Regions from separate parts of the Homo sapiens genome. Here region 2 is linked to region 1. Evidence: chromatin loops called from intact Hi-C (ENCODE). Cell type or tissue: ascending aorta. All regions are shown on one strand. Links, peaks and the distances in the headings refer to the core of each region. The heading gives the core; the rest is flanking DNA. Region 1 has its middle 110 kb from the start of LINC01615. Region 2 has its middle 7.6 kb from the start of LINC02544.

The links. Hi-C counts contacts between places; a loop is a spot of excess contacts. Peaks named below come from ENCODE experiments on the same cell type or tissue, not always from the same donor. Only the 100,000 strongest peaks of a DNase experiment are listed, where the experiment ranks them.
Region 2: it touches region 1 in a loop (6-fold over the local background); 1 of 110 quality-filtered maps calls a loop at or near these places.

What each region holds. Positions count from the first base shown.
Region 1 is chr6:169,042,672-169,053,375 of GRCh38, reverse strand. No RefSeq gene overlaps it. Among named protein-coding and RNA genes, the nearest start is that of LINC01615, 110 kb to the left of the region's middle. In ascending aorta, for the core only: no CTCF peak of the experiment used is centred there; a DNase peak (open chromatin) is centred at 6,635; H3K27ac peaks cover 2,422 bases.
Region 2 is chr6:169,185,029-169,195,732 of GRCh38, reverse strand. No RefSeq gene overlaps it. Among named protein-coding and RNA genes, the nearest start is that of LINC02544, 7.6 kb to the right of the region's middle. RefSeq lists enhancers at 6,894-7,393, 7,394-7,895, 9,932-10,431. In ascending aorta, for the core only: no CTCF peak of the experiment used is centred there; DNase peaks (open chromatin) are centred at 4,587, 5,352 and 5,852; H3K4me3 peaks cover 559 bases; H3K27ac peaks cover 2,500 bases.

The DNA.
Region 1 (10,704 bases), core at 5,083-7,582:
ACAGCGAAAATGTGGAATATTACACAAACTTAGTTGATAAAGCAGTAAAAAGGTTAGAGAGGATTGACTCCAATTTGGAAGAAGTTGTACTATGGATAAAATGCTATTAAATGGTGTCACACATTACAGATAAATCTTTTGTGAGAAGTCATTCCGTGTGAATAACTTTATTGTCATCTTATTTTATGAAATGGCCACAGCCTCCTCAACCTTCAGGAACCACCACCCTAATCAGTCAGCAGCCATCAACAGTGAGGCAAGACTCTCTACCAGCAAAAACATTATGACTCACTGAAGGCTCAGATGATTGTTAGTATTTATAACCAATAAAGTATTTTTAATTAAGATATTTATATATTTTTGGACATAAATCATTGTAAACCTAATATACTACAGTATAATGTAAAATAAGTTTTATATGTACTGGGAAGTAAAAAAAAATTCTGCAACTCACTTTATTGCAATATTTGCTTCATTGTGGTGGTCTGAAATCAAACCCGCAATATCTTTAAGGTATGTCTGTATAGTAAGGAAGTATAATAATTATAAATATGTATGTACCCAATATCAGAGCACCCAAATATAGAAAGCAAATCTTAATGTATCAGAAAAGAGAGAGAGAGACTAAAACAAAATTATAGGAGGGAACTTCAATAACACTTTTTCAACAAAGGTTACATTATGTAGACAGAAAATCAATAAGAAAACATTTACTTATTGATTGATGTAAACTACACTTTAGACCAAATGAGCCAGACAGACATATACAAAAACTTCTACCCAGCAGCAGCAGAATATACTTTCTTCTCAGGCACACATAAAACATTCTCCAGGATATATTATTTGACAAACAAGTCTTAACATATTTTAAAAGACTGAGATCATATTAAGTATCTTTTCTCACCACAATGGCACAGAACTAGCAATCAGTAATAGAATTTTTAAAAATTTACAAATGTGAATATTAAACAACATGTTGGTAAATAACCAACTGGTTAAAAAAATAAAATGGAAAATTTAAAAATACGTTTAGACAAATGAAAATAGAAGCACAATATAACAAAACTTACTGGATGCAGCAAAGCAGTTCTAAGAGGCAAGTTCACAGTGATAAGCACCTACATCTAAACAGGGGAACTATCTTAAATCAACAACATTATGTCACACTTCACGAAACAAGAAAATCAAAATCTCTATTTTATGCCATAGTCAAAATTAACTCCAAACAAAATAAAGACTTAAGTGTAAGACCTGAACCTGTAAAACTACTAGAAGAAACATAGGGGAAAATCTCCATGACATTGGTCTAGACACTGATTTTTTTGATATGATCCCAAAGGCACAGGTAACAAAAGTAAAAATAGACAAATGAACTTGCATCAAAATGAAAAGCTTCCGTACAGTAAAGTAAACAATCAACAAAGGAAGAGGCAACCTACAAACTGGGAGGAAGTATTTATAAACCATGTATCTGATAAGGAGTTGATACCCTAAGGAACTCAAACAACTCAATAGCAAGAAAGCAAATAACTAAATTACAAAGTGAGCAAAAGACCTCAATAGGCATTTGTCAAAAGAAGACATACAAATAGCTGGCAGGAATACGAAAAATGATCAAAATTACCAATCATCAGGGAAATGCAAATGAAAACCACAATAAGGTGTCAGTGAACACCTGCTAGAATGGCTATTATCCAAAAGATAAGTGTTGGACAGGATGTGGAGAAGAGGAAACTCTTGCACACTATTGGTGGGAATGCAAATTAGAATGGCCATTATGATGGATAAATGGATAAAGGCAATGATGGGGCTGGAGGACATTGTGCCAAGCAAAATAAACAAGACACAGTAAGAGAAATACTGCATAATCCTACTGATATGTGGAATCTACAGTAGTCAAACTCAAGGAAGCAGAGAGTAGGATGGTAGTTGCCAGGGGCTGGGGTAGGAGGAAACGGGGAGATTATGGCCAAATTTTTCAAAGTTTCAGTTAGACAGGAGGAATAAATTCTGGAGATCTAATGTACAACAAGGTGATAATATTCAACAATACTTTGTTGCATACTCAAAATTTGCTAAGAGGATAGCTCTTAAAGAAAATCTTCTCACCACACACGAACACACACAGACACAGACATAATAACTACATAGAGGTAATAGTTATGCCAATTAGTTTAATCTTGCTGATAATTTCACAATGTATATGCATAACAAGACATCAAGATGTACACCTCAAATACATGCACATTTTTACGTGTCAGTGATATCTCACTAAAGATATTTAACAAAAAAGAAAAAAAGTTAAAAAAGGATGGAGAAAGACTGAATTATTCTTGAAAAACAATCAAATTCTGGGCAAAATTTAAAGTGACACTAAACATGACTGCATTTCAAATGATCTAAGAGCCTATTATAAAAATTAAATCATATAAAGCTACAAGAAGGAAAGATAAGTTGATATTTATATAATCATTTATTAAGGCAAGACATGGCATAAATAATAGTGGTTATGGTAAAATAGGTTTAATTGCATAAATATCCAAACCTTCTGAAAATAAAAAAATTAAAAAGTTGAATGTTAAATAAATTTGAGAACAATTCATCAAATATAAAATATAACTGTCCAAAAATTAATATAAATTTAAAATAAAAACACTCATTAAAATAGTGACCTACTATTACTCACAAATCAATACATCAACATAAAAACTAGAAACAATATTATTATATATTTAGAGAATAATGGAAAATTGATTCTTGGATACACAACTGCTGGAAGTATAACTTTTGAGATGGATACATAACAAAAGCTAATAACACAACAATTATAATTCAATGAAATTATCCTCTGAAATTGCATAATTATTAGAAAGAAGCTAGCATTTCTCCAGTAGGTTGTTGGTTACATAAGTTATGTTTGAATTATGAGGTCTTAGACTAATATTTTGTGACACAGAAAGTATTTCTAATATATTGATACCTAAAAAGTGTATATTAAAAAGAAGAAAAGTAATCTTGCTGACTATAAAGACAATTTTTAAAATTTATGTACTTTTTTGCCAGCTCTAAGAAGATAAAATTAATTAATTTGTTCTATTGATAACATTAAAGATATTTAAAAGCAGCAAATGTGTAAATTTTGACATATGTTAAAACTTTGTTTGTGTAGACTGCAAAAACAAAGCAAAACAAAAACTGAATCAGTGGTAAAAGACTCATATCCTTGGGGTAAAATTGCAGAGAAAGGCAAGAAACTTATTATTAACATTAAAATAAGGCTAGAAGTAACCTGATGTGGGGCCAGGCGTGGTGGCTCACGCCTGTAATCTCAGCACTTTGGGAGGCCGAGGCGGGCGGATCATGAGGTCAGGAGATCAAGACCATCCTGGCTAACACAGTGAAACCCCGTCTCTACCAAAAATACAAAAAAAAAAAAAAAAAAAAAAAAATTAGTCAGGCGTGGTGGCGGGTACCTGTAGTCCCAGCTACTCGGGAGGCTGAGGCAGGAGAATGGAGTGAACCCAGGAGGCGTAGTTTGCAGTGAGCCGAGATCGCGCCACTGCACTCCAGCCTGGGTGACAGAGCGAGACTCCATCTCAGAGAAAAAAAAAAAAAAAAAGAAGTAACCTGATGTGGGTAAGGGAACCACAAGAGGCTTCACGTGGGGTTTTGTTACATATAAAAATTGTAAGTTCTGCGATTATGTTTTAGGCTTTAGTAAGTATCTGTATTTTCAAAACAAATAAGTTAAAAATCCACCACATGATTCATTTAAACAATATTTGCAGGAATTGAGAAATCCATATACAAGTGCATGTATTAACATGCTAACACTGGTTATCACTGTGTGTTCTGATTATGGGGCATTGCAAAATGTATAAGTTATCAAATTTTTAAATAAATATATTTGTTGTATAATTAGATGAAAAAAATTTAAAGTTCTAGGTGTGTAAGCTTTATACAAAAAATGAAAAGTGGGAGTGGAGTGGTAAATAAATACCATTATCCTGTATATTCAGAGAGTGCACATGTGTTTCCCAAAGAATGGGGGAAAAAAAGCCCAAAATGACTTAAATAAAAGCTCGTGGAACACTTTAAATAGACTTTATAATTACTGAGATCCCATACTGAATATTTTGTTATGCCATCATTTATTTCTCTAATGGATTAAAATTGCCGTGTATACGAAACCTCCTGAAGAAAGTTTCAGAGAAATTAATGTGTCCAAAACGTTAGCTAATAATTCCTTGGAAAACTGCGATTATCAGCATTTGAGACTCTGAGTGATGGAAGACGCTGGTTGACAACGGGAGGTGTGGCTGCTGCTGTGTTGGGGTTGCACAAGGGAGGAGCTGTCCTGGGGTGGCGGGGCCGCTGCCACACCGTGATCTCAGGAACCCTAGGGCTGGGCGGGGATTAAGAGAGGAAGCAAGTTTCAAAACTGTAAATGGAAACCTTATGACATCCGTGTAAAATCACAAAATCATATGTAATGATAAGTAGCTTTCTTCTTAACATACTGAGTTTGAATTCAAAATTATGTGAATTTAGTTAAAAACGTGAAGGCAGCCTTGGTCTCTGCTCAGCAGAATGAGGGAGGAACTTCGCTTCGGGTCCCGGCGAATTCGCGCCGGGGTTCTTGCCTTTCCAGTTAGACTCAGCCCACTGTATGATCAAGTCGTGCAGTGAGATGGGAAGGCTTTGACTGTTCTTGTTGTTGCTGTTTTTAATATTTAAATTTCACAGCTTGGATTGGACAGGAAGACTGACCAAAATACACATTTAAAAAAATAGAATTCATGTTGTTCTGTTTAATCAAGAAAAATAACACACTTTTTTGCCCTCCAGCCACACCTGAGGAATAATTGTCCTGAGGCTCCTCCCTTGGAAGCGAGGCCTCTATGCTCACAGAAGAAAAGAGCGCACCTGTTCAGGTGCATAGGCGACTTGAGGTGAGGTGGCTCCCAACGCCCGCTGTGCCGGGCCCTACAGCCCTCGCAGTTTATCTGGGTGGCTCCGCGTGGGGAGGATAATCACCTCTCAGTGACCTCTGCCTCTGGGGGCTTCTGTGTCTTTGTGCTGTGTCCTTTGTTTGTTCTGTGTTTTCAGGCTTTTGTCTTTTCAAATGAATCCAATCATGAACCAATAGCACTACTTCCTCCATCCTTTCTGCCTACTTTACAGATTACATTTTTTAAAAGTCTCTCATATAAGATATATATATATATATATATCTAAAATATACTTCATGGGAAAGCAAGGGGCAGAAGAAGAGGCTGCCCATCACACAGTGAGAAAACACACATTCACTCATCAACATTTCTCTTCTCTGTCTCTGTGTGTGTGTGTGTGTGCATGTGTGTGTGTGTGTGATGGATTCTAGTTCTGTCACTAGGATGGAGTGCAGTGGCGTGATCTTGGCTCACAGCAACGTCTGCCTCTCGAGTAGCTGGGATTACAGGCACCCGCCACCATGCCTGGCTAATTTTTTGTACTTTTAGTAGAGGAGAGGTTTCACCATGTTGGACAGGCTGGTCTTGAACTCCTGACCTCAAGTGATCCTCCCCCCTCAGCCTCCCAGAGTGCTGAGATTACAGACGTGAGCCACTGCACCCAGCAACATTTCTCTTCTTTAAATAACAACCTTTTTTTCTGATCGGAGCACCTTGGAAACGACACATTTCTCCTCTACAACTCCTTTAGTGCCATTTATCTCGTCCCCCGCAACTGCTCCCTCCAAACTGCCTTGTCTTGGGGTCTGCAGGGCAGGGAGATAAGAACCTTCCTCTCCCCGTGGGATCTGCCCTTCCACAATGGCAAACAGCCCTGCCCAGGCCCATGCTCTGCAGGGTGCAGACGCATGGGACCTAACAGGAGGCACATCCCATGGTTGCCCAAATCAGTGCCCATCACACCCTGAGCCCCCAGAGAACACTGTCCTTGTCATCCCTCCTCCTATTTCACCTCCAACATTATTGAGTAATTGGTTGTTATTTTCTCATTCTGAAATTTTATTTTTATTCTGTTTAATTGCGGTGCACAACATGACACTTTGAGATACATGTTCACAGCCCAGCGATCACTACAGCCAGCCAAATAATGCAGCCATCCCCTCCCATGGCTAGTTTTTTGTGTGATAAGAGCACCTAAAATCTACTCTCTCAGCAAATATCCCATCTATGAGGCGGTATTATAAGCTACAGTTCCCACACTGCACACTGGTCCTCTAGACTAATTGATCCCACATAACTGCGATCCATGCCCTTAAACCTCGACCCCTCATTCCGCCACTCCCCTGCCCTGGCGCTCGCCATTTCACTCTTGTCTGCATGGCTCTAGCCTTTTCTTAGCTGCTGCATACACTAGAGATCTCAGTCAGTGGCAGGAATGCTGTTCCTGCCCTGCTTGCAACCCTTCCTTGCTTCTGTTCTGTGGGATGAGCACCCCATGTTCTTTGGTCCTTGTCCTCAGCAGGCCCTTGTGGCCCTCCCAAAAAAATCAGTGCCCCTGTACCCGTGAGTTGCTTCAGATGCTGCTCTCAGCACACTGTGCAGCCTCGTGTCTCATTTTGTCTCTCCTGCTGGTCCCTTGTGCATTGAGGGCAAAGACCATGACTCACTCGGCTCTCCAGCCTCAGTCTCTGGCACACAGTCAATGCTTCATGCATCTTTGTGGAACTGGATCAAAATGAATGGCATCTTGGTCACACTTCAGCCACAGAGGTACAGGCCAAGATTTATTATAAGAAATTGACTCACACAGTGCTGGGGCTGGTGAAGCAAGTTGGAATCATGTAGAACAAGATGGCAGGAGGGAAGAACCTGATCCACTGGGAATACCATGGGCATTAGCCAAAGGGTCGTCCTCCAGCAGCATTTCTTCTCCTCCTCTGGGAAGTCCCAGTCTGCTTCAAGACCTTCAAACTAACGAAGTCAGACCCACCAGGTGATCCCCTGTCCTTAAAGTCAACTGACTAGGAACTGTAATCACATCTGGAATGACAGTCTCAGGCTTGGTTATAACAAAAGGTATTCAGGTCTATGTTTTGGTTGCTAGATGTATTTCTGTGGATATTTCAAAATTATGTAGTTATAAAAATCAGCTGGGTAAACATATCCTAGTATTTAATATAAACCACAGACAGCAGTTGAGTTACAATGGATAATTCACTTACTTCAATGCAGGAAATAGTCACTTGGCATTCAACTTATATATTCCAAATACTCATTTCTTCACATGCAAAGAAATGCCAAGCCTAATAAAATACAGATTACAAAAATAAAGTTGTTTCTTCTGGTTTCATTATGAAATATTATTTCTAAGCATTTCTGTATCCTAGAAATAATACTTTTTCAATAAAAGGTAGTGTAAGATATATTATAATCTTGAAGAAAGTTATATTTAAGAAAATCAATTGACTCATAACTAACATAGAAATCTAATGTGTGTTTGTATCTCTGAACTGGTGTTCTCACTTTGGACATGGTCCTGTAACAATTTTAGAAGGTGATTGTTTGAACCCAAATTGTCTGCAAAGCAGAGCCTGTGGTGGAGGTTAAACTACTGAGCTTTATTTGGCAGGTGCACACTCAGGGCTGCATGGTGAGACCGGAAAGGCAAGAGAAACCCAACAACCTGAGCCAATGCTGTGCACAGCATGCTGTGAGCCAGTGCTGGCAACAAGACACCAACAAGAGGAAAGAGGCCAGGTGCTGTGAGCCAGTGCTGGCAACAAGACACCAAAAAAAGCAAGAGGCCGGGTACTATGAGCCAGTGCTGGCAACAAGACACCAAAAAAAGCAAGAGGCCGGGTGCTATGAGCCAGTGCTGGCAACAGGACACCAAAAAGAGCAAGAGGCCGGGTGAGGTGGCTAACGTCTGTAATCCCAGCACTTTGGGAGGCTGAGGTGGGTGGATCACCTGAGGTCAGGAGTTCGAGACCAGCCTGGCCAACATAGTGAAACCCCATCTCTACTAAAAATACAAAAATTAGCCAGGGGTGGTGGCACATGCCTATAATCCCAGCTACTCAGGAGGCTGAGGCAGGAGAATTGCTTGAACCTGGGAGGCTGAGGTTGCAGCAGTGAGCTGAGATCATGCCACTGCACTCCAGCCTGGGCAACAGAGCCAGACTCCATCTCAAAAACAAAAACAAAAAGAGCAAGGAAAGAAAAGTGCAGGCATGCAACTTGTGGCCGTCATTCCAAAAGGACACAAAAACAATGCCTTTTAACACTTTATAGGAGAAGCTTCACCCTTTCTGTGGTGCAGCTGGTGCTGGAAGTTTATTTAACAAACCTTTGGCTGCAAACGTGTTTGACGCAGGAGAAACGTAAAACCACCGTTGAGAGTTAGGTCTTGTGCTTGACCAAAGTCGACAAAGATCCTTTTAAGTTTAATTCAAACAGTTTCATGGGGCGCTCTCACAAGCAGTGTGGCTTTTTTCTACAGCCTAAATAGGAGGCTGACATTATGAGGACAAGAACGTCAACAGCTGTGCCCAGGTGCTGCACAGATGTGCTGACCACCTTTGCCAGCGCGGCTGGGTCCCTGGCCACGTGAAGCCCCTTCAGACTTAGCTGGATGTGGGCAGAAGCAGCGCAGCCTGTCTCCTACATGTCCCTCTCTCTTCTGCAGCTTCTGGGCTGTTTTTATTTTGTAGTCTTTTATTTTTCTCTTTGTGGAAAATTCCCTGAACCAGCGCTTCTGAAAAGAGCTCCAGAAATCCTGCTAGCATTCTTGAGTCAGAAAACCTTGGCATTTTCTATCTCACTCTGGAAAAAGTGTTTGCAGGCAGCTCTGGGACTCCACTTTGCTGACTGAGCAAGCCTCATTCTTCAGGCCCTTAGGAGACCACACCACTGCTTAGTGAGGAAACTCAGGCTGGAAGGTTGGTGGACAGGCAGACGGGTATGGAGGTTTGCAGTAGCTCAGCCTTGGAGGCCTGAAGATTTCAGAAACCTTTCTTTTTCTTCTAATACAGCATTTCTGTAACACAGTTTCCTCAGTTTTATTGTTCTTATGTACTTAACAATGGATCTCACTCGCTCTCAGAAACACGGATGGGCGTCCTCCCCATCACACGGCACAAGCCCATGGCCAGTGAGACTCAGAACCAGCCTGTAAGCTTTTGTGTCTACCTCTCCTGACTGGCGCGAAAATCCTTTGCTTATACTAGCTCAATAATCTGATTTCTCCAGAATACCTTTTCATTGCTTTGGGAAGAAGGCTACTCATACGAAATACAATTCAGAAGCGCATCTTCAGACAGCAGAGGTGCCCCCACGTGAGTATGAGCAATGGCGTGAATGACGCTGTAAAATGTAAATACTTCTCCAGAGGCTACTCCTTTCCATTCTACACACTGTTTCAAAAATTTTGCTGCATTAGCTAATTTATCTCTCACAGGAATGCTCTGAGGAATTATTTAGATTAGACCCATTTTACAAATAAGAAACGAGAAGCACAGTTTGAATGATGAATGCTGCATCCTTTGAGCACCTAAACGTGTTCTTTTGTTTTGTCCTGTGGGAACGAAAGCCCCGTGACAAGGGAAAGTTTAGCGCTCCTGGCATTGGGGTTCTGGAGGGTGCCTCACAAAACCCGGCCAAAGCCGAGACAGCTGCACAGTCATTGAAACCAAATTTCACTTGGCTGTTTATCATCAGTGTCACGACAGACATCCCATATCCATGACCTTCAAGGTATCACTCCAAATCCATGGCTTCCTTATAAAGTATGCACCAAGTGAAACTTGGAAGAAGCGCTGTTTTGAGAATCATCCACTAGAAAGAGGAGCCTCTGGAGAGGGTTGTGCTTGGGGAGCTTCCCCAGGGCCTCCACGTGCAGCAAGTCCAAGTTCTGTTCTGTCTTCAGGGCTTGGTCTTTCCAAGATGAACCCTACTCTCCTCATCAACTGGCCCTGGGTGGTTGGGGGGCAGCGCTGAGTCACAACACGGACGTGGACGGGTACCCAGAGCCCAGCACTGAGCCTGGCACAGAGGCGCTGGGGAAGAGGCAGCACTGAGGGCTTCCTCTATTTCAGAGCTTGGAGTAACCAGGGATGTGGCAGTAAAAACACCTCAATATATGCATGGGAAGGCCCGCAGCTACTTAGGCAAAGCCAGTGTGAAACTGGCTCCCCTGGCTCTCAGCAGGAGCCCCTGCCTACGTGGTGGACACAGAAGGCACGGGCGCTGAAACCTGTCCTGACCAGCATGGGTCACGTCTTCCATAGACTGAAGAACCATTAGAGAAATCAATAGGCTTTCAAAGGGGGTATTGTTTCATCACAGAACAAAGCAGAGCTGCAGCTGGGCAGGTTCCACTCCTTCTCCTTCCAGGGACACCCGTGGCACAGGAAGGAACAGCCAGGGCTGCTACCCTAAGGCATGAGGGTGCTGGGTTCCCGGGACAAGGCTTCTGCCCCAGGCTCTTCTCCCTTTATCCGCTGCCCAAACAATGCTCTTCTTCAGCATCCAGGAGTGGCCACTCTTTGGTAGAGTTTGGTACTTCTTTGGAGTTGGCATAGCTGTATTATGATTATGATGTTCAAGCTTCCGTTTTACACCAGTTTGAGCTTTCTGGTAGAATTCTAGTTATTTCTCTGCCTGTCCACCACATCCTCCCCCTGTGCCCCCTAAAGTAATCAGCACTTTAATTAATTCTGAGTTAAAGAAAGCCGAACAAAGATTTGGTTAAAAT
Region 2 (10,704 bases), core at 4,195-6,694, 140 kb before region 1:
ATGAAAATAAAAATAGCCACCCTGCCTCATGTGAGTCAACTCAAGATAGATTAAAGGCTTAAATATAAAATCTATAGCTATAAAAACCCTGGAATATAACCTAGGAAATACCACTCTGCACAAAGTCCCTGGCAAAGATTTCATGACAAACATGCCAAAAGCAATTCCAACAAAAACAAAAATTGACAAATGGGACCTAGTTAAACTAAAGAGCTTCTGCATGACAAAACAAACTATCAACAAAGTAGACAGACAACCTACAGAATGGGAGAAAATTTTTGCAGACCACATCTGATAAAGGTCTAATATTCAGAATCTATAAAAAACTTATAAGCTAAAAGTAACCCCATTAAAAAGTGGGCAAAGGCCATGAACAGACACTTTTCAAAAGAAGACATACATATGGTCAACAAACATGAAAAAAAGTTCAACATCACTGATCATTAGAGAAATGCAAATCAAAACCACAGTGAGATACCATAACCTCTTTATAATAAAAACTTTCATTACACTTTCAGCAGGAATAAAGCTAGGCCACGGGTGTTTGGAAAGGATACATTCCAGGCCTCGGTAGCGTGCACGGCACTTTCCCCTTACCTTAGGCAGTCAGGCATCTTGAGGCCCCTGTCTCTTGCCAGACCCAGGGAGAGGTGGGAGGAGCACAGACAGGAGCCTCTAAGAAGGAATAAAATGTGGGACCCTTGGAGAATTTGCCTAGGATAAACCAGTGTAGGGTGGATGAGCTCAACCATCACAAAGGCAACTCCCATGCAATAACCTCTGAATGGGACACTAAAGAGTTTAAGAAACACCCAAATCTTAAAATGTCCTGGGTGTAACTTTCCAATGGAATGCACTTTCAAAACTTAAATATGCTCCATTGTAGCTGACTCGGGAAAAAACAAAACAAAACAAAACAAAACTGTGTTACTGGAAAAAGGATGGCCTGCCCTAGGGCTGAGGGCTAGGGGGAGGTGGAGAGTGAGGGTCCGAGCCCAGCTGCAGGGGAGAGGGCTTCCCATAAGGCCCATGAGCATCTGTGTGGGAGTGCTCTCTCGGGCCTGGATGATCATGGTTTCATGTTGATGAAAGTATGATAATTATAGCCTTGATAATAATACAATTAGTTTCCTTGTGTTTATTCTCTAACTATGAAGAAAACTTTCATTGGGCTTTGTCTTAAAGCAGAGCATTGGATCTGAGCTTGAGGTCAAGTCATTTTTTTTTTGGAGGTGACCCCAGGAAGCTGAACCCGGGAGCAGGGAACCTACAAGAGAGATTTAAAGTGTACATTATTGAGTTGGTTACTGCTGTGGGCAACTGAAGCTCAATTTTCCCAGGATCCTGTTGAGGAACCAGGAAGAAATGTTCAGCTGAAGGAGTCTGAGGCATTTATTCATCAGCTCACCTCCCACTCCCTCACTCTCCATGCCTTTAATTGCCCATAATTCTGGGCTGCCTCCACCTGTAGGTTTAGAAAATGTGAGAAACACAGTGTTTACTTGAGGTAGGATGCCGTCAAGAGTGATAGGAATGTCCATTGTCACTGTAGCTCACACCAGAGCTCGTCAAAAAAGACACAGTCCAGGGAACTAAGAGTGTCTGTGATAGGCAGACTCTCCTGGAAAGGGAGACAGCTCTGATGGGGGCTCCAAGCTGAGTCAGGGCAGAGCACATTTGTGCATCTACATCCTGGTTTCCAAGCAGTTCTCCTCCAAGAGTGGTTGGTGCTCAGCAAAGACCTCTGAGTGGACATCTAGGACTACAATGATGTGATCAGGTGCTGAGAATGTTCTCTGGTCTCTAAGCTGTGTTTCTCCCACTTTCATCCAAAAGAGCTAGAATCCAATGTACCTAAATTAGAAGAGTCTTCCGAGAGGTTCACCATTTTGAATTCAAGACGGCATCTCATATCACAGATTGAGATTCCCTGGAGAGCACAGAATCTGTTTTGCCAAAAAGATTACCCAGTTGTTGGAAGGGGCTCTGCGTGATTTGTTGAGGAACACTGACCACCAGAATAAGGGAACAGGAATTGATTACAGGCAGCAAGAATGACGCTGGAATGGGTGTCTGTGCAGCTCCTGCCACCTTTCCCGCTGTGCACAGCTCCTTTTGCATCTGTACTCCTCTCCTCTCCTTTGGAGCAGTGTCCTTCTTGCAATTCTTCAGCATTTCTTCATTGGCAGAGTCCGCAGGTTCCCCACTGGGATGAGCCAGGGAAGAGATCTCTTTACCTCCTGCTTCTCTTTGCATAGAAGCCAACAAAATTGGGATTTGAGGAGAGACTGTTCTGTCTGGAGATAAGAATGTTAATGGCACCTCAGGAGAGCGTGTTTCCCAGGGACTGCTGAGCACAGATGCTGAGAACTGGAGTTGTAGAAAAAGGGGTGGAGGAGAGGTTAGGGAGGTCCGTATGCACCACCTGCCCTGAAAAAGTTCATCATGAAAGACGGAGGAAATACAGAGTGGGCTTGGGGAAGCAAAGGCATAAAGCCCATTATACAGGAAGATGGGGAGATGAGAAGAGGAGTGGGCAGAGGAGAATTCAAAGGAGCGGAAGGTGGAAAGAGAGGGAGAGAAACAAGGAAAACTGGGAAGAGGAGTGGACAGAGGAGAATTCAAAGGAGCGGAAGGTGGAAAGAGAGGGAGAGAAACAAGGAAAACTGGGAAAAGGAGTGGACAGAGGAGAATTCAAAGAGCGGAAGGTGGAAAGAGAGGGAGAAAAACACTTCTCTGATTCTGAGGCCATGATCAAGGGTTTGGTCACCAGGGTTCGGTTTTAGGAAAAACAGATATGTCATCTTCTGAGCTGCTGCTGAGGAGAGAATTGGGTTCCAAGGGCAGAGGGAGCTCATTGAAAGGAAGAAGCAGGCACTGGAAGGACATTCCAGATGCACCAAGAGCAGTGACTTCAGTCCGCTCCGGGCACATCTTCCAGCCGAGAAAAGGAGGCGTCCCAATGCGCAGCCATGATTATCTCCTCCTAGGATGACACAGATCATGATTATCTCCTCCCAGGGTTAGGTGGAGCCATGATTATATACCCTAGGATTACGCAGGGCCATGATTATCTACCCCAACGATTACACAGGGTCATCATTATCTACCCCAAGGATCACACGGGGCCATGATTATCTCCCCCAGGATCACACGGGGCCATGATTGTCTCCCCCCAGGATCACACGGTGTCGTGATTATCTCCCCCCAGGATCACACGGTGTCGTGATTATCTCCCCCCAGGATCACACGGGGCCATGATTATCTCCCCCCAGGATCACACGGTGTCGTGATTATCTCCCCCCGGGATCACACGGGGCCATGATTATCTCCCCCAGGATCACACGGTGTCGTGATTATCTCCCCCAGGATCACACGGTGTCGTGATTATCTCCCCCAGGATCACACGGGGCCATGATTATCTCCCCCAGGATCACACGGGGCCATGATTATCTCCCACCAGGATCACACGGTGTCATGATTATCTCTTCCCGGGATCACACGGTGTCATGATTGCCTCCCCTAGGATCACACGGGGCCATGATTATCTCCCCCAGGATCACACGGGGCCATGATTATCTCCCCCCAGGATCACACGGTGTCATGATTATCTCCCCCCAGGATCACACGGTGTCACGATTGTCTCCCCCAGGATCACACGGGGCCATGATTATCTCCCCCGGGATCACACAGGGCCATGATTATCTCCCCCCAGGATCACACGGGGCCATGATTATCTCCCCCCCAGGATCACACGGGGTCACAATTGTCTCCCCCAGGATCACGCGGTGTCATGATTATCTCCCACCAGGATCACACGGGGCCATGATTATCTCCCCCGGGATCACACGGGGCCATGATTATCTCCCCCCAGGATCACACGGTGCCATGATTATCTCCCCCCCAGGATCACACGGTGTCACGATTGTCTCCCCCCGGGATCACACGGTGTCATGATTATCTCCCCCCAGGATCACACGGGGCCATGATTATCTCCTCCTAGGTTTATGCAGGGTTGGGGCAGGGTCAATGTCAGAAATAAAAATGGAGCAAAAGGGGGTTTCCAGCCAGGCCTTCAAAACTAATAGGAAATTTGATACCAGAGATCATCAGTCATTGGTTTAGAATCTTTGTAACTTTTCTGTCTCAATATCCTATTTGTTTATTGTGTTTAACAGTAAAATGATGTAAAGAAAAATTGCTATCAAAATATATTCCAGATGAAATGAAATTATATTTGAAGCATCAGTCAAATATAAAAAGAAAAACGACCTATCTCACTACTTTATGTTCTTACTTAACTCTAACAACAAGTGAGCTGGTGCAGGTCAGTGGAATTACCATCTTCTGCAAGCAAAGGCCCTAAGAGGAGGCGTAGAGGCCGAGTGAATGGTATAAGGTCTTAAAGCAAGTCGGTGAGGGGCCAGGATCCTTAACTTTGGTCCCTGACTCTTAGGCAGCTGTTACAACCTTTTCCTTAAAAAATCATTCATGCACGAATGAAAGTGAATGTTTGTACAAAGCAGGCACTATTATGTAATGAGAGGCACAGGGTTGGGACACGCGCTGTAGGTCTGTGTGACTCCAAATCATTCAGCTCTCTGGAAACTCAGTTTTCTCATCTGTGCGGCAGGTCTGCAGAGACAGGGTGAGAATTTCAGGAGGCCCACAGTGGGTGACCAGTGTGATGGCTTTTCTGTCCTCCCTTCGCTGAATTCCTCTTGGTATGCTAACAACTCCACACTGACTGTTATCAGGGCCACATTGGGGTTTCAGAGACCGTATCTACTGTTTTATGGCCAGAAGTAGAAATTTTTGAGTTATGTTAGGTCCATTTTAGTTGTAGCCACTTTTGTGTAGCTTTTTTTGAGTTTGGGTTTCTCTTATAGTTTAATATGCTGCAAGTTTTACACATTTTAATAACATTAAGTTATGCAGTATTAAACTTTTCATAGTGTTCTGCATATTTTCTTTTAGTTTTAAAATTGAAATAGTCTTCAACATTTTAAATCCAGAATTCTTATTCAGGGAAAGCTCCAAACCCAGAAATAACTATTACATTTTGTGCCAACATATGAAATAAAAATATTTCTTTGAAAAAAATTAGCAAATCATTTGTGGTTCTCTTAATGGCTAGTAAGAATATGTCTAGCTTTTACTTGATTATGAAATGGAAAATTGCAACACTTGCCTTAAATAAGTAATATAAATTTTGCCAGACACTAAGATCCCAAATTTCCCAGAAAAGCTCGATAACGATGACCCAAGGCAGGAAGAACTCAGATTCCTACGGTTGGGCTGCTTTTGGCTGCACACAGGGCTCCCACAGGCATGTCTGGCGCGGTGCTGAGGTCCACTGATGGGGGAGAGGGAACTGCCCGGGGGAAGGGCCGGGAGGTGCAGGGCTTTGTTTGGGACTGGTGCAAATCAGGGCCCGGGAGACACTGGGCAGGACCAGAGCATTCATGTCTGAGCTTCAGGGCTTGGGAAGCTGGAGATGGGGCAGCCCCAAGCTTGATGCTCAGCCTGTCCTAGGAAGCCTTGCTGTGTGTGTGGGAGGGTGGGGTTGAGTATTATGAAGGTGGATGAATCCCACAGTGAGGGAGTAACTGCATGTGGCCTTAGAAAATATTTTGAAGTCAAATAATCATGAAAATGTATTAATTCACTCACTCAACCCTTCTGCCATATTTTGTTCATGCCTGTGGCATCCCAGAGACTCTCTAGGTAGGGGGCTGTGGTGTTGACAATGCAGGCTAAGGCCCTGCCTGGTGGCTCTGAGGCTCACAGGTCCTGAGGAGTGAGGAGGATGTGAATAGAGTAGGGACGAATTCAGGGCTCAGGATTTGGTACTTTCCCAGAAACTCTTTTACAGAGAAGCATTCCAACATTTGGCAAACAACGACAACATTCGACAACCACAAGGGAAGGCCACACAGGAGCGTGGTGCTCCGGCTTGGGGACGTAACGGGTCCCACAGAGCTGCTTTTATTAACGATAAGGAATTTCACACCCCTGTGTTTGCCCATGAGAAGCAGAATATTGTCTGATGTGCTGAGTATCACACACATATTTTGATCCTCTTAACTAATTATTTGAATAATGAAGCCCAGAAAATGAAAGGAGTAAATAAATTCCACCTTGCAAAAAATACAATTTTGCAGTTTACAAAGTGTTCCAGTGAAGCTATGGGATCCCAAATCAACTCCTGCACCCCTGCGCTCCCTAGCCCAGGAGCTGATGCTCTGCCCAGCACACCCCACCCGCGGCTCAGCTGCCATTGTGAGTGTCTCTTTGCCCTCGGTGATGAGTGCAGCACCTGCCTTTCTGTGTAAGCTACGCTGAAGTGCCCAGTAGGATTTCTGTGAGAGGGAAATATGCAAAACCCCATTGATGTCTATTCCCAGTGATCGAGAAGGAAAAAGGCTCACTGTTCCAGGAGGCTGCACAAGTTTTTCTGTCACCTTAATTGATGTGTGTCTAGTGTAACATTTCCAACAGACAAAAAATATGGGAAACGTTGCACTTTCTTCGTTCTAGCCCCACAATGTATACCATGTGCTACTGTGAAACAGAACTTCTGTGAAAGGACTCCTGGCTGGGCGTGGTAGCTCATGTCTATAATCCCAGCACTTTGGGAGGCTGAGGCAGGTGGGTCACCTGAGGTTAGGAGTTCAAGACCAGCCTGACCAATATAGTGAAACCCGGTCTCTACTAAAAATACAAAAATCAGCCAGGTGTGGTGGTGCATGCCTGTTATCCCAGCTACTTAGGAGGCTGAGACAGGAGAATTATTTGAACCTGGGAGGTGGAGGTTGCAGTGAGCTGAGATGGCACCACTGCACTCCAGCCTGGGTGACACAATGAGACTCCATCTCCAAAAAAAAAAAAACCTCTGTGAAAGGACTCCTAAGCAGGTGCTCAAGGAAAACAAGCTCGCCCCTTACTTTGCAGCTGCCGAGTGAGTCAGCGACTCACACCATTGTCTGAGCCTCTGGTTTAAAAGCTGAGGTTTACCGTGAATTATGACGTCACCAGAGTCCATGTGGTTTTGATATTTATAAGTAAAATTCTCAAAATGTGAGCTTCCTTGGTGTCATGCTTTGCTGTCGCTGGGGACCCTTGTGGGTAGCACTGCAGGGAACAGCTGCAAACCCACTGCTCACCTGTCTCCAGACTGAGCTGTCAGTCTTCCTCTGGCATTCTCCCTCCCTCCCCTCCAATCCAGCCAGTCTCCAAGGCCTCCTGGGACACTGGGGCTCAGTTTCCTTCCCTCCAACCCCATGGCCACTCTGCAGCTTGGGGCAGAGGCAGTGGGCTTCCCGCTCCCAGGCCTACTTCCCTCCATTCTCTACCAGCAGCTGGAGGGATCTTCTGAAAACAAAGCTCTGAGTGTCTTCTCACCTCCTCAAAACCCTTCAAAACCTCATGTGACTCAGAGAGCACCTACAGCGGTCCCCAACACCCCGGCAGCACCTCCTCACTCACTGTTGCTGGAGGCAGCCTCACCAGCAGGCCTCGTTCATCTCCGTGAGTGTCCAGAGACGCCCCCTCGCCCCATGCTGTCTGCTCTGGATGGTGGAGGCTCTTCCCTCTCCAGAGCTCTCCTCTGTGTGGAGGTCGGGCAGCTGTGGGAGGCACCAGCCACGTGCTGTCCATGGCTGGTGGCCTTCTACTGGGGACAGGGATGGGGGACAGGGGGATGGGGGACAGTGACAGGGGGGACGGGGAGCGGGGGGACAGGGTGACAGCCTGCCCGCAGCTTTGCGGTCATTTGCAGGGTTTACATTTGCTCGACTCTTTTGACTTTTTAAATCTTTTTTAAGTGCATGGCTGTGTTGGGTTCACAATTATTTGAATAAACAATCGTTCAATTAGTTTAGTTTTATCCAGTTGTTGCCTATCAGTGGATGTGTGATCTAACACAAGCTTATACAAGGAGAATTTGCTCTTCGTTACTGTGTTAACAGTATTTCTTCTACTTATAAATAGATTAATCCAGTAAAATGTAGAGAGGCGAGAGAGAGCTGAAACTAAGGTCTGCTGAGTGTTTAACTTGAACACGCTCTTATTTGGTGGCTACTTTTAAACAACTCCAGAAATTTAATAAATTACTCTGGATAAAAGGTTGCTTCCTGTTTCTAAGGAGCTGTCCCTCTTTAGATCAACATTTAAACTTACATTAAGATGTATACTTCTTGGGGTAATTTAAAGTTGAGCTGAGATTCTCTTCTGGATAAGCAGGATCACCAGGTCGGGATGGCTTTTCTCTGCTCTTGGTTCTGCTCACGTTTTGCCACATTGGAGAGTTTGTTCTTGCAACCGTCCATAAGTAACTTGTCTGCTTTCAGAGGTTTTAGCTAAATTTCTCTTCATAAAATCATTCTAGCAAATTTATTATGCAAATGGTATAAGGGATTAGCTTTGCTTTTTTTTGTACTTTAAATTATTCTGTCATCTTTCTCTTACAGTACGTGTCCCGTAGCACCTAAATAAATTTCTATCTCTTATACCTTTTGTTGTGAATACATGTTTTGGTCTAAATACATATAATTGCTAAGTTTTGTTGATTTGGGACTAGTTTGTGTTCAGAGTGGTGGAGTCAATGTGAAGTCTCCCGGGTGTGAGCAGGTGCCGTGCAGAGGCTGCACGGGGCTTCCCCGGACCTGCTCTCCAGGATGCCCACCTCGTCAGGCTCACCCCCACCACACCTGAGCTTCTGTCCGTGGAGGTGGTTGAGGCGGCTGGTGGGTGGCGTGTGTGTGGTCATGGCCCTGTTCAGTTACGCTGTCTGTTCTTAACTTCTGCCACATCCTCCTTTGGCCTTTAATTTCGTAAAGGTTGTTGTGGGTGGAATGTTCTGTGGTCCATTTCTTTCCACCTCAGAGCTACCCCTGGACCTGATGTTTTTGTGTAAATGCTGGTGCTCACTCTGCGGCCATCGTAGGGTTTGCTGAAGATGGTGGCGTGTGGCCGGGTCAGCAGCAGCCGGTGGGGGCTTCAGGGTTTGTTGATGGCACAGTGGGCTCCTCCGAGGAAGCGAAGCGCTGCCCTCAGTCCCGGCTGCTGCTGGCGGCACTCGGGCCGGTGACTGCTCATTTTATTGAGCTCATGGCAAGGCGTAGGGGGTGGCTGACCGCAGCCTGGGTCTTAGCTGTCATGCTCAGAACACACTAAAGTCACTTTCACAGTTTGTTTTTATTTTAGCGGTAGCTTTTCATGGCTTAGTTGGGGTTTAACTTTATTTGTGTATAAACTTAAGCACGCTTTACACTGGGCTTTATTAATTTGGGTTAAGCCTATGGCCATGGTGGCCGGCACGAAATTTACCAACCCTAAGGAAAATGACTGTAGCTTCTCACACTTCTGCTTTACCACCACATCTCTACCTCCGCTGTTTCCCGCAGGGCCGTGGCGGAGTGGGGAGCTAGGAGCTGCTCCTGAGTGAGCCTACGGCCCGTTGCTTTGGGTCTCCTGCGAACCTAGAGGCCTCCGTGCAGGAACACAGGTACCTGGATGCGTGGCCTCGCAAAGAACTCATGAGGAGGCCAAGACCAGGCTGTGTGCTGATGGTGTTGCATGAACTCAGGCTTGGTCAGTGCCTGGCTTCAGTGATGTCAACGTGTACTCAGAGGAGAAATGGCTGAGCTTCGGTTCTATGTGAGTATCCTGGGCTTTCTTAGTAATCATAGTAAGAAACAAAACAAGTTTTAGTCCAAAAAGCCTAATTTTGAGTGAATTTTTCTGGCAAAGCAGGCTGTGGCCTGTAGGGGCCCAGCTCTGACGTCACAGCAGGTGACACAGGTCAGAAGCAGCCTCCTTGGAATGGATTCAGCGTGCTGGGGCCGCCTCCCTGCCACCTCGCTTGGCCGGGCATCACCACGGCACACAGTGAGGGACCTTCTGATCCCGGTGGCAAGGGCCGTGTCTCCAGCCTGCCCCTGTGGCCAGCCCTGTGCACCTCTTTCTTTTTTCTTTTTTCTTTTTTTTTTTTGAGATGGAGTCTCGTTCTGTCGCTCAGGCTGGAGTGCTGTGGTGCGATCTGGGCTCACTGCAAACTCCGCCTCCCGGGTTCACGCCATTCTCCTGCCTCAGCCTCCCTAGTAGCTGGGACTACAGGCTTCTGCCACCACGCCCGGCTAATTTTTTGTATTTTTAGTAGAGACGGGGTTTCACCATGTTAGCCAGGATGGTCTCGATCTCCTGACCTCGTGACCGCCTCGGCCTCCCAAAGTGCCGGGATTACAGGCATGAGCCACGGCGTCCGGCCCTGTGCACCTCTTTCATTTCAGGTTTCCAGCGCATTGAAACAGTCTCTGACACCACTCTGGAGAGAGCAGAAGCCACGCTGGAGTGACCGGCCCTCTCGGACCACAGGGGTGGACATAGCGGTGGCTGTGGCAGCCTCAGTTGGCCACCTCCCCATTCACCCCACGTGCTCCCCATGGCCTCTCTCTGGCACTATTAACAGCACTGACCCCACGAGTGGGGAGGGTCCCTGCGAGTACAGAAGCCCCTCCCCACCGTTCAGCATGGACAGCCAGTCCGGTACAGCCCCATTGGTAAGAGGCTTGGGAATAAAGGGTGATACCGGGGGGTGGGGGGCTGAGGGTCTCTGACCTCTGTGGGGACGCAGTGGGTGCCACAGTGATTGACACGTCCAGCTGGGCCTGCCGGCTGTGGGACACCCTAAGGCATCATGAG